2 separate regions of the Homo sapiens genome follow, and region 1 is linked to region 2. Evidence: read pairs that join two places in POLR2A ChIA-PET (ENCODE). Cell type or tissue: PC-9. All regions are shown on one strand.

Region 1 (5,000 bases), 99 kb before region 2:
ATAAGGAAGGTGCATAACAAACTCTAAAGTGTTGTGGATGAGTGACAGACTGGGGATCAGTAAAGGCTTCCCTGAGAAGGTGACTTTGAGTTGAGATTGAAGAACAAATAGGAGCTAACTAGGCAAAGTGGGTGGAAGAGCATTTCTGGAAAAGGGAAGAGCAGGTGCAAAGGCCCTGGGGTTAGAGAAAGTGTGGCACCTTTGAGAAAGCCAGTGTGGCTGGAATAAAGTGGGATGAGCCTGGAGTGGTGGGTGGAGGCCATGTTATACTAAGACCAGTGGAAAAGTGTCTAGCAAGGGAGCAACCTGACTGCTGTTTTTAAGAAGCTCCCTCTGGCTGTGGTGGGGAGAGCAGGTCAGAGCAAAGCAACAGCACCTGCAGGGATGCTGGTATCAGCCATCTCAGTGATATTGGGTATAGAGAGGAGTGGATGGATTCAAGGCACACTTCAGGAAGAAAACTGATAGGGCTTGGTGTTTTACCAGTTACGACAGAAGAGAGGGGATGATGGAGGGTGTGCTCCTAATGCAATTACTTTCCATTTTGAACTGAATGGTTCTGAAGTTATATATACTGTGAGCATTACTATAGTAAATTAAAGAAATACATCAATAGATTCTACAGTATTTTGCATACTTTAAGCATCTGGATAATCTGAAAATTTACTTGGCAGCCCAGAGAAAATGGAATGGTGCAGCTCTTTGGCCTGATCCCACAGGAAAACATTCCACTCATGCAGAAGCAAAGATCAGGTCCAGAAGGATGTTTGGCAAATGCGCATTAAAAACTGAGAATATGGAGTGTGCAGAAGAGCTTTGCTCTGAGCCTGGCCCTTTAGGCTTTCATGATCTATGGAGGCAAACATGATACCAATGGGCAGAACCCACTCCAGCCTAGGTCTACACATGAGGTTACACCAACATTAAGAAAACCTCCTTGTGTGCTGCCCCTACCTACAGAACAGTGTGACCTCAAGACCCACTCCCCACAATTCCCCTAGTCTTTCCTGTGTCCCTGGAGGCATCTCAGGGTCCTCACAAACTGTCCTTGTTTGGCCTGGTGGCACAGCCTCCTTGGTGACTCTCCATGCCCGCAGCCACTTGTGGAGGCTGTCACCATCTTATTGCCAGATCTTTGTTCCCCAGTGCCCCAAAATGCATGGGGCTTATACAGGGCTGCGGTGACCTCAGTCTTCAGTAGGGAAGAAGGCTGTTCTGACACTTGCTGTATCACACTTGGTCAACTGGGCCCAGTGGTGTGTTGGAATTGGTGTATATCAGCTGCTGAGAGCCGATTGTGCACATCTCTTCCCAACTTCTTATTCTATGAGGTTACGTTAGTAGCTTGAATAGGCCATGATGGGAGTATTTATGCCATGGTAATGGGTAAACGCTACAAATCAGAGCTTCCTTCTTCTCCCCTTCAGAGACCCTGTTGTTGAACATTTACCAGCACACCACTGACTGGCCCAGAGCTCAGCTGCTTGTGCCCTGAGCCCCACCATGTTCCCTGTTGTATTAGGGTTCACTAGAGAGACAGAACTAATAGGATAGATGTCTATATAAAGGTGAGTTTATTAAGAAGTATTGACTCATATGATCAAAAGGTGAGGTCCCACAATAGGCCATCTGCAAGCTGAGGAGCAAGGAAGCCAGTCCAAGTCCCAAAGCTGAAGAGCTTGGAGTCCAATGTTCAAGGGCAGGAAGTATCCAGCATGGGAGAAAGATGTAGGCTGAGAAGCTAAGCCAGTCTAGGCTTTTCACGTTCTTCTGCCTGCTTTTATTCTGGCTGCATTGGCAGCTGATTAGATTGTGCCCACTCAGATTGAGGGTGGACCCACCTTTCCCAGCCCTCAGTCCCAGACTCAGATGTTAATCTCCTTTGGTAACACCCTCACAGACACACCCAGGAACAATACTTCATTGGATTGAAGGATTGTATCCTTCAATCCAATCAAGTTGACATTCAATATTAACCATCCCACCTGTGAACATTGTCCCTCTGTCTTCCACCTAGCCACTCTCTCCATAAGGTTCAGCCCTGGTCCCTGAGATCAGGACCACATTGTCTTCTGAGCCCCCACCTTCCACAGAAACATGCCCAGGTATCAATACATTAAACATCTCTTTGTCTGGGGGCTGTGGCCCCAGGAATCATCAGACAGAAATGAATCAGGCAGGGAAGGAAAGAAAGGTTGAAGTAGACATCAAAGAGGCCTTGAACATGTCCTGTCCCACATGGACCTCAGTTTTCTGGGCCTAGAGGACATGATGTCCCAGTCTTCTTTCTCCTCAATGCCCCAAGCTTGAGGGAATAGTATGTAACTTAATCTTGAATATGTAGAAAAAAACATATAGGATATTGCCTAACATAAGGTAGAGGCTAGCTTGAAAAAGTCTTGAGGTTCAAGGCCTTAGTGTACAGTTAATTACTTTCATGATTCATCACCTGCAGACTGTGACTCTAGTATATCCTTAGTGTAAATGTATGAAGGCAGTAATTTTGTACATGTGTATGTATGTGTACATGTCTTTACATACATGTATATACTTACAGACCCATGGCATATAATAAAACAGTGACCTAGATTCTCTCTCAAGCATGCAGGATCTTTATAAGCCATACGTAGTGACAGTTTAATCCACATAATCACTGTCAATTCCCCTTCACTAATTTGGCAGAGTCCCTGCGGCATATGCAGCTCTGCAATGCTTTACACAGCGTACACAAAATTCCCTGTTCATCCTCCAATCTAGTAATTCCATCAACTAGCTTATGAAGAGCTGCTTCAGTAATTCATGTTTAATGACCTTAGCTGCTGGACAGATGTCTTGAGAATTAAAGTCTCCTGTGAACAGAGTATCCTGAGCTTCTAAACTCCAGTGTAATGGAAACACGTCCCATTTCTCCCACACACCCCCAAAGTGATGGGATTTGGAGCAGACATCCAGCCTGGGGTCCTCTCCTCGGGCTCACACTGCCCACTCTAGCCTTTATGAGTGGTGGTGACCAGACTGGAGGCCATGGGATTTATCTGACATGTCCTGGGTTGGACAGTCAGTGGGCCTCACGTGGGGCTGAGTTCTGTGCCTCAATTCATCTGTAGGATAGAGGAGATGGTGCCTGGCATGGTCAAAGAGACCCTCAGAGTGCTCAGGACTCGGGACTCCAAAATAATGGAAAAGAAAAGGTTTATGATGAGAACCAACATTTACTAAGCTCCTGAAGTACTAAATTTCCTCGGAACAAGCCCTGTGAGGGAGACACGATTAGGACCATCTTATAGAAGAGGAAACTGAAGATCAATGGGTTGTGTAGCTTGTCAAATTCATGCAGGTGGGAAATGCCAGGATCCTGGTTTGTGTGCTGGGGTCAGCCACCTCTAATGCTCTGTTTGTTTTATACCCCTCTTCCACCTTCCCACCCACCTCAGTGGGATTTTTAGAACCAAAGTTTGCACTGTCATGCCAGCCGTGTTTCTACAGAGAGATATATACAGCGATCATCTTCAACTCCTCCCTTCCATCTGCCAAGCCCTGCTGACTCCACCCCCGTGAAATCCCAACCACCACCCCTTTTTCTCTGTCCCCTCTGCCGCTCATTCATTCTGGCTCATTCTCACACTCACCATATTAGCCTTCCTAAATAATCTCTGGCCATGGTACTCCTTATTAAAAACCTTCCTTGAGCCGGGTGCAGTGACTCACGCCTATAATCCTAGCACTTTGGGAGGCCAAGGCAGTGGATCACTTTGAGATCAGGAGTTCAAAACTAGCCTGGCCAACATGGTGAAACCCTGTCTCTACTAAAAATACAAAAATTAGCTGGGCGTGGTAGCACATGCCTGTAGTCCCAGCTACTTGGGAGGCTGAGGCACAAGAATCACTTGAACCCAGGAGGCAGAGGTTGCAGTGAGCCGAGATCACACCACTACACACCAGCCTGGGCAGCAGAACGAGACTCCATCTCAAAAAATAGTGATAATAAAATAAAAATAGTGATAATAAAATAAATACAAAATTAGCTGGGCATGGTGGCAGGTGCCTGTAATCCCAGCTACTTGGGAGGCTGAGGCAGGAGAATTGCTTGAACCTGGGAGGTGGAGGTTGCAGTGAGATGAGATTGCACCACTGCATTTCAGCCTGGGTGATAGAGTGAGACTCTATCAAAAAAACAAAACAAAACAAAACAAAAAAAAACAGACAAAACCTTCCATGGCTCCCCACTGCCTGTAGGATATAGCCTGGCATTTTAGGAACTCCACCACCAGGCCATACTTGTGTTTCCAGCTATTTCTCTGAATTCTGCTCTTACCCAGGAGGCATACTAGCTACTCTCCCACACATGCATCAGAATTTCCAAACTTCATAACTGTGCTTATGTGGGTTTTTTTTTCTATCACCTTTTCCATCATTTATTTATTCAACGAATAATTTTTGAGAACTTACTATGTGCCAAGTACTGCCCTAGGAGCTAGGAATACAGCTGTGAACAAAACCAAAATGAATCCCTTTCTTCAGAGAGTTTACAGTCTAGTGCCAGGAGCAAACAATCAGTTCTTGCCATATTAAATGAGAAAAGTATACAGGTTGTCAGAAGACAATGGTTGCTATTCCAAAAGAAAGAAAGAAAGATGTGTAGGAGGATGAGGAGGATTGGAAATGCTACCAGTGGATGGCGAGAAGAGAGTTTTAAACAGGCTGGCCAGAGAAGGCCACATTGGGAAGGTAACATTTGAGAAAAGCATTGAAGGAGGTGAGGGAATGAGTTGTGCAAGCGAGTAGGTAAGAGTGAGCCAAGCAGATAAGCAGCCAGCCAAAGTCCAGGTGAGAGTATCTGGAGTTCTGGAGTTGGGGGCTTCCACTTCCCACTTCCAACCAAGATGGAGGAGTAATAGGGACCAGATTTACCCTCCTGCTGTAAACAAGTTAAAGAAAAAAAAAAAACAGTCCAAATACTATGTGAAATGACAGTTTTCAGACATGGGCTACAAGCAGCA
Region 2 (5,000 bases):
CACTCTGTCACCCAGGCGGGAGTGCATTGGTGCAATCTTGGCTCACTGCAACCTCCGCCTCCCGGGTTCAAGCGATTCTCGTGCCTCGGCCTCCTGAGTAGCTGAGGTTACAGGCACCCACCACCATGCCTGGCTAATTTTTGTATTTTTAGTAGAGACAGGGTTTCACTATGTTGTCCAGGCTGGTCTTCAACTCCTGACCTCAGGTAATCCACCTGTCTTGGCCTCCCAAAGTGCTGGGATTACAGGTGTGAGCCACTGAACCCAGCCTTCTTGGTGGATTCTTTAGAATTTTCTACCCATAAGATTATATAATTTGCAAATAGAGAGTTTTGCTCCTTTCATTCCAATTTGTATGCTTCATATTCCATTTTCCTGAATAGCCAAAAAATTCTCGGATAGACTTTCAACCTACTTATATCTTTGAATCAAAAGTGAGTCACATATACAGCAAATATAGTCAGATCATGTTTTTTTTAATTCATTCTGCCAATCTCTGCATTTCAATTGGAGTGTTTAATCCATTTTATGTAATTACTGGAAAGGCAGGATTTACATCTGCCATTCTGGAAGATACTTTTTTGTTTTTGAGACAGAGTCTCCCTCTGTCGCTCAGGCTGGAGTCAGTGGCGTGATCTTGGCTCACTGCAACCTCTGCCTCCTGGGTTCAAGCGATTCTCCTGCCTCAGCCTCCCGAGTAGCTGGGACTACAGGCACATGCCACCATGCCTGGCTAATTTTTGTATTTTTTAGTAGAGACGGGGTTTCACCATATTGGCCAGGCTGGTCTCAAACTCCTGACTTTGTGATCCACCCGCCTTGGCCTCCCAAAGTGCTGGGATTATAGGCATGAGCCACTGCGCCCAGCCAGATATCTTTTTTAAACGCACGACGTATCTTACTATTTTGCACTTAAAATTCTCCAATTTAAAATAAAACCCACACTTCTTACCTTGCTACAGGTCCTACACAATCCAGTCCCACTCCATATCTGACTTCATCTAGTTCCTCTCCCTGTGCTCACCCCAGTCTTTAGCCATGTGGGCCTTCTGTCTGGAGCTCTAACACTCCAACTTTATTCCCAACTTTGTGCCTTTGCATTCATGATTCTTCTGCCTGGAACGCTCTTCCTCCAAACCTTTTCAGACTCTTTCCTGTCATTCAGATCTAGCTTAAATGCCACCTCCCTGATCACCAGATCCTTAAATGTCCCCCAACATTCTTTCTCACCTCCCCTGTTTCTCCATCACATTGCTTATTCCTCGTTCTCTCATCTATATTCTATCATCCACTAGAATGTGAGCCCCATGAAACAGGGCCCTTAACTATCTTACTCAGAGCTCTTTCTCCATGGCCTTGCACAGGGCCAGACAGACACACAGCTCAATATATGTTGGTTGAATGGATGAGTGAATGAATGAACAAAGGAATGCGTGCATGAATGAATGGATGATGGACAAGCTTCCCTGGCATGATTCTTGTCAGCACTGACAACAGCTGAGTAGGTAATGTGGTTGCTCAGTAGCTGGATTGAACTATTGGATGAATATGTTGATACTAAAAAGAAAAATAAGTAATGTTTTAAAGGTGAAGAGGAAGTTTGGTTGTTGTTGTTGTTGTTGTTGTTGAATGATTTCAAAGAGAAACTTGACTCGTGGTTCTCAATCCTGCTACATCACCCAGAAAAGATCTTTTTGAAAATACCGGCCCGGGTCACACCCCCCAAAATATCTGATTTAACTGGCTTAGAAAGGGCCCTGTGCATCAGGAATTTTTTAAAGTTGCCATGGGTTCTGGTGTGCAGCCGGAGTTGAGATTCTCTGGTCCAGACTCTCACGAATCTCTAGGAAGGGCCCAAGACTGTACCTTGGATACCAGGGTGATAAATAGACTCAGGACAATAAATTTTTACGACTAGAAAGTAAAAGAAGAAAAGGCTGAATCCAGAAAATCTGAAGTCCAGTTGGTCCCTGCCAGCCAGAGATGATGATGATGACAAAAGAATTACAGACTCAGAGAGAGGCCCACCTGGGGAGTTCATGTGTGCAGACCCCAAAGAGCTACGCAGGCCCTCTGGTCTCATATTTTTCTGAAAATCTTTGTGTTAGCATTTGAACAATTGTTTCTCCAGTGGAAGAGAGAGAGCAAGGAAGAGGAAAAAAGGGAGGTTTCTATGAGGTTTCTATTTCTGCAGCATTGTTCATTGCAATGGGAAGACAGAGGGTGAGCAAGTTCCACACCAGAACTTTAGGCAGGTTTGTTTCTAAGTGCTCTACAATCACAAGGAAACCACTGACCACAGAAACCAACAGGGAAGAAAAAAGGACAAGGGAACCACAGTGTCCAGGCACCTCAGCACTCATGGTGGCTCGGAAAGGAACCGCCAGCCCTGTGGTGGGATGTTCATTCTTTTCTGCCCTTGTTTAGCTTGAAGTTTCTCCCTAAAGCGATAGTGGATTAAGCTTCAAATACTGAGTTGTTTTGTCCTTGACAAAGGATGAAACATTTAACATGCCCCAAAGATGCTCTGTTCATGTCAGAGGAGGCTGAGACAACCTGTGAACCACCCCTTAGGGGACAGCAGCCAGAAGAAACACGATCATTGCTGGTCCTGCCCAAATCTCACTTCCCAGCCCACCCACCCATACTCTTGCCCTTCTCTGGACTGGTACCCCAACTCCAGGCTTACCCTACTCACATGCAAGCACCCAATAGTAAGCAAACACGTACTATAATAATGACAACAGTGTCTCACATTTCAACAGCATGGCAAAGTTCACAAAGCACCTTGACATCCCCATTTTAGAGATTCATCAGAGGAAACTAAAGCTGAGTAGGTGACCTGACTGGCCTGAGATAACCTTGCTTGCTACGCATGAGAACTGGAACCCAGCCCAAGCCTTGTGGTATTGGATGAGTCAGTATCCCTTCCACTGGGATTGATCCATTCACACTTCCTGCTTCTTTTTGCATCCGTCCCTTTGTTTTCTTTTTCTTCATTGATGCTTTCAAAATTATTAGCTTCCAATTGTGCATAATGTTCTCTTACAAATGCTTAAATCTCTTTCACATCTGTGATTATCTGGTTGATGGTTCATGAGAGTGAACAGATATTCAAATCCAGCAAGTTTAGATCTGAGAGCTTCACCTTCCAGTCCCGCTTCATCCTTAGTACTAGATCTACTCAGCCTTCTTCTAGGATTTCAACAAAGCTGCATTGTCTTAGGAGTAACAATAGCAAAAATAATCATAGCAACAGCTTTTCTTGAGTGCATGCTATGTGGTAAGCACTGTTCCAAGTTCTTTGCTTTATCAACTCATTCAGTCTTCACAACAACCCCATGTGGGAATTACCATTATTATCCCCAGTCTACAGATGAGGAAACTGAGGCACAGAGGGGTTAAATAACATGCCCATGGTCACACAGCTGGTAAATATACAACATGTAGCCCTTAGTGGTTAAGCAAGTAGACTCTGGAGCTAGGCTTAACTCCAAATCCCAGTTCAGCCACTTACTGTGTGAAGTTAGGTTAGTGTACTGGGCTGAATTGTCATTCCCCCTAAACGATATATGCATCCTTACCCCTGGACCTGTGAAATGTGGCCTTATTTGCTAAAGGGGTCTTTGCAGATGTCATTATGTTAAGGGTCTTCAGAAGAAATCATTTTGGATTACCCGGATGGGCCCTAAACTCGATGACAGGTGTCCTTATAAAAAATACACATAGAGGGACACAGACACAGGGGAGAAGGCCATGCGGAGATGGAGGCAGAATGATGCAGCCACAGCATGGAATGCCTGGGGCCACCGGGAGCTGGAGAAGACATGGCAGGATTCTTCTCTTGAGCCTTCAGAAGGAGCACAGCCCAACGGACATCTTGACTTTGGACTTCTGGCCTCCAGAACTGTGCAAGGATTAATTGTCTATTGTTTTAAGCCGCCCAATTTATGGTAGTTTGTTACAACAGCTCTAGAAAATGAGTATCATTTCTGAGGGCTTCAGCCTTAAAATGGGCCTAGATAGGAGAAGTGCCCACTTTACTGAGCTTTGGGGAGGACTAGAAGGGATGCCTGTAAGATTTGCCCACACCCAGCACCTGGAGAGCACTTGATGAAGGTTAGCCCTCATACAGAGCATCATTTATTACCCGGCCTTTGGCTGCTCTGCCCTGAACCCTTGCAGAGCCCACGGAAGCCAGCCCTTCACATTGCCATCTTCTTGTGTCTGACTCGTTGCCACTGGGACCCCTGAGCCCAGCCCAGCGTGTTCCTGGCTCAGGAATCTCAGAGGAATCAAATCTGACTCCCAGACCCAGGCTGCAGAGGCCTCTCTGAGCCATTATTACCAGGGCTGCCAGAGCGAGACTATGAACATCCACATGTGGCGTTTTAATATTTTACCCAAGAAGTCATTTTCTTCCACGATTCAGACACAGAAGACTCGAAGAATTAAAGTGAGAAAGGTACTCAGGGCCTGCATGATTTCCGCCAATGGGCGTGGAGGATTTTCCTGTGTCTGTTCAGGCTCTTTCTTTCTTATCTGCGTCTTACAGCAGACGGGAAGCCAGCTGACGAGAGATTGCATGTTCATACCAATTATTAAAAATATATGGCAGGCTTCTGGAAATGCATTCACATGCCAAGGAAATAGAATGCAGTCACCAGCCCAGGCCCCTGCACTGTGTGCTTTGGAGGAACAGTGCGGCATCTGTAAACACAATGATACAAGGTTTTGGACCAGATTCTGCCACCTCCCAGCTGCGTGACCTTGGGTGAGTGACTTAACCTCTCTGAGCCCCAGTGCCCATAGGGGAAGTTCATTCCTCCCTCACAGGTTTACTGTGAGCGTCATTAACTGAGATAACATGTTCAAGTACCTAGTTCTGAGCCTGGCACATAGAAGGAGGTCAATCAGTCTGATTTGTTTCCACTCCCTGCCCCAGAATTTCCTGACTCCCTAAGAAAACTGACATAACTACCCTGCCAACCTCCCAGGTC

What was found. Peaks named below come from ENCODE experiments on the same cell type or tissue, not always from the same donor. Only the 100,000 strongest peaks of a DNase experiment are listed, where the experiment ranks them.
Region 1: POLR2A ChIA-PET joins it to region 2 with 7 read pairs; 2 of 35 experiments call an interaction of 5 or more read pairs at or near these places.

What each region holds. Positions count from the first base shown.
Region 1 is chr9:98,430,884-98,435,883 of GRCh38, reverse strand. All of the region lies in intron 7 of GABBR2 (gamma-aminobutyric acid type B receptor subunit 2), which reads left to right. Among named protein-coding and RNA genes, the nearest start is that of TBC1D2, 180 kb to the right of the region's middle. In PC-9, no CTCF peak of the experiment used is centred here; no DNase peak of the experiment used is centred here.
Region 2 is chr9:98,332,293-98,337,292 of GRCh38, reverse strand. The region is part of intron 13 of GABBR2 (gamma-aminobutyric acid type B receptor subunit 2); the gene reads left to right. Among named protein-coding and RNA genes, the nearest start is that of TBC1D2, 79 kb to the right of the region's middle. RefSeq lists a cis regulatory region at 4,538-4,555 and an enhancer at 4,475-4,619. In PC-9, no CTCF peak of the experiment used is centred here; DNase peaks (open chromatin) are centred at 2,902 and 3,212.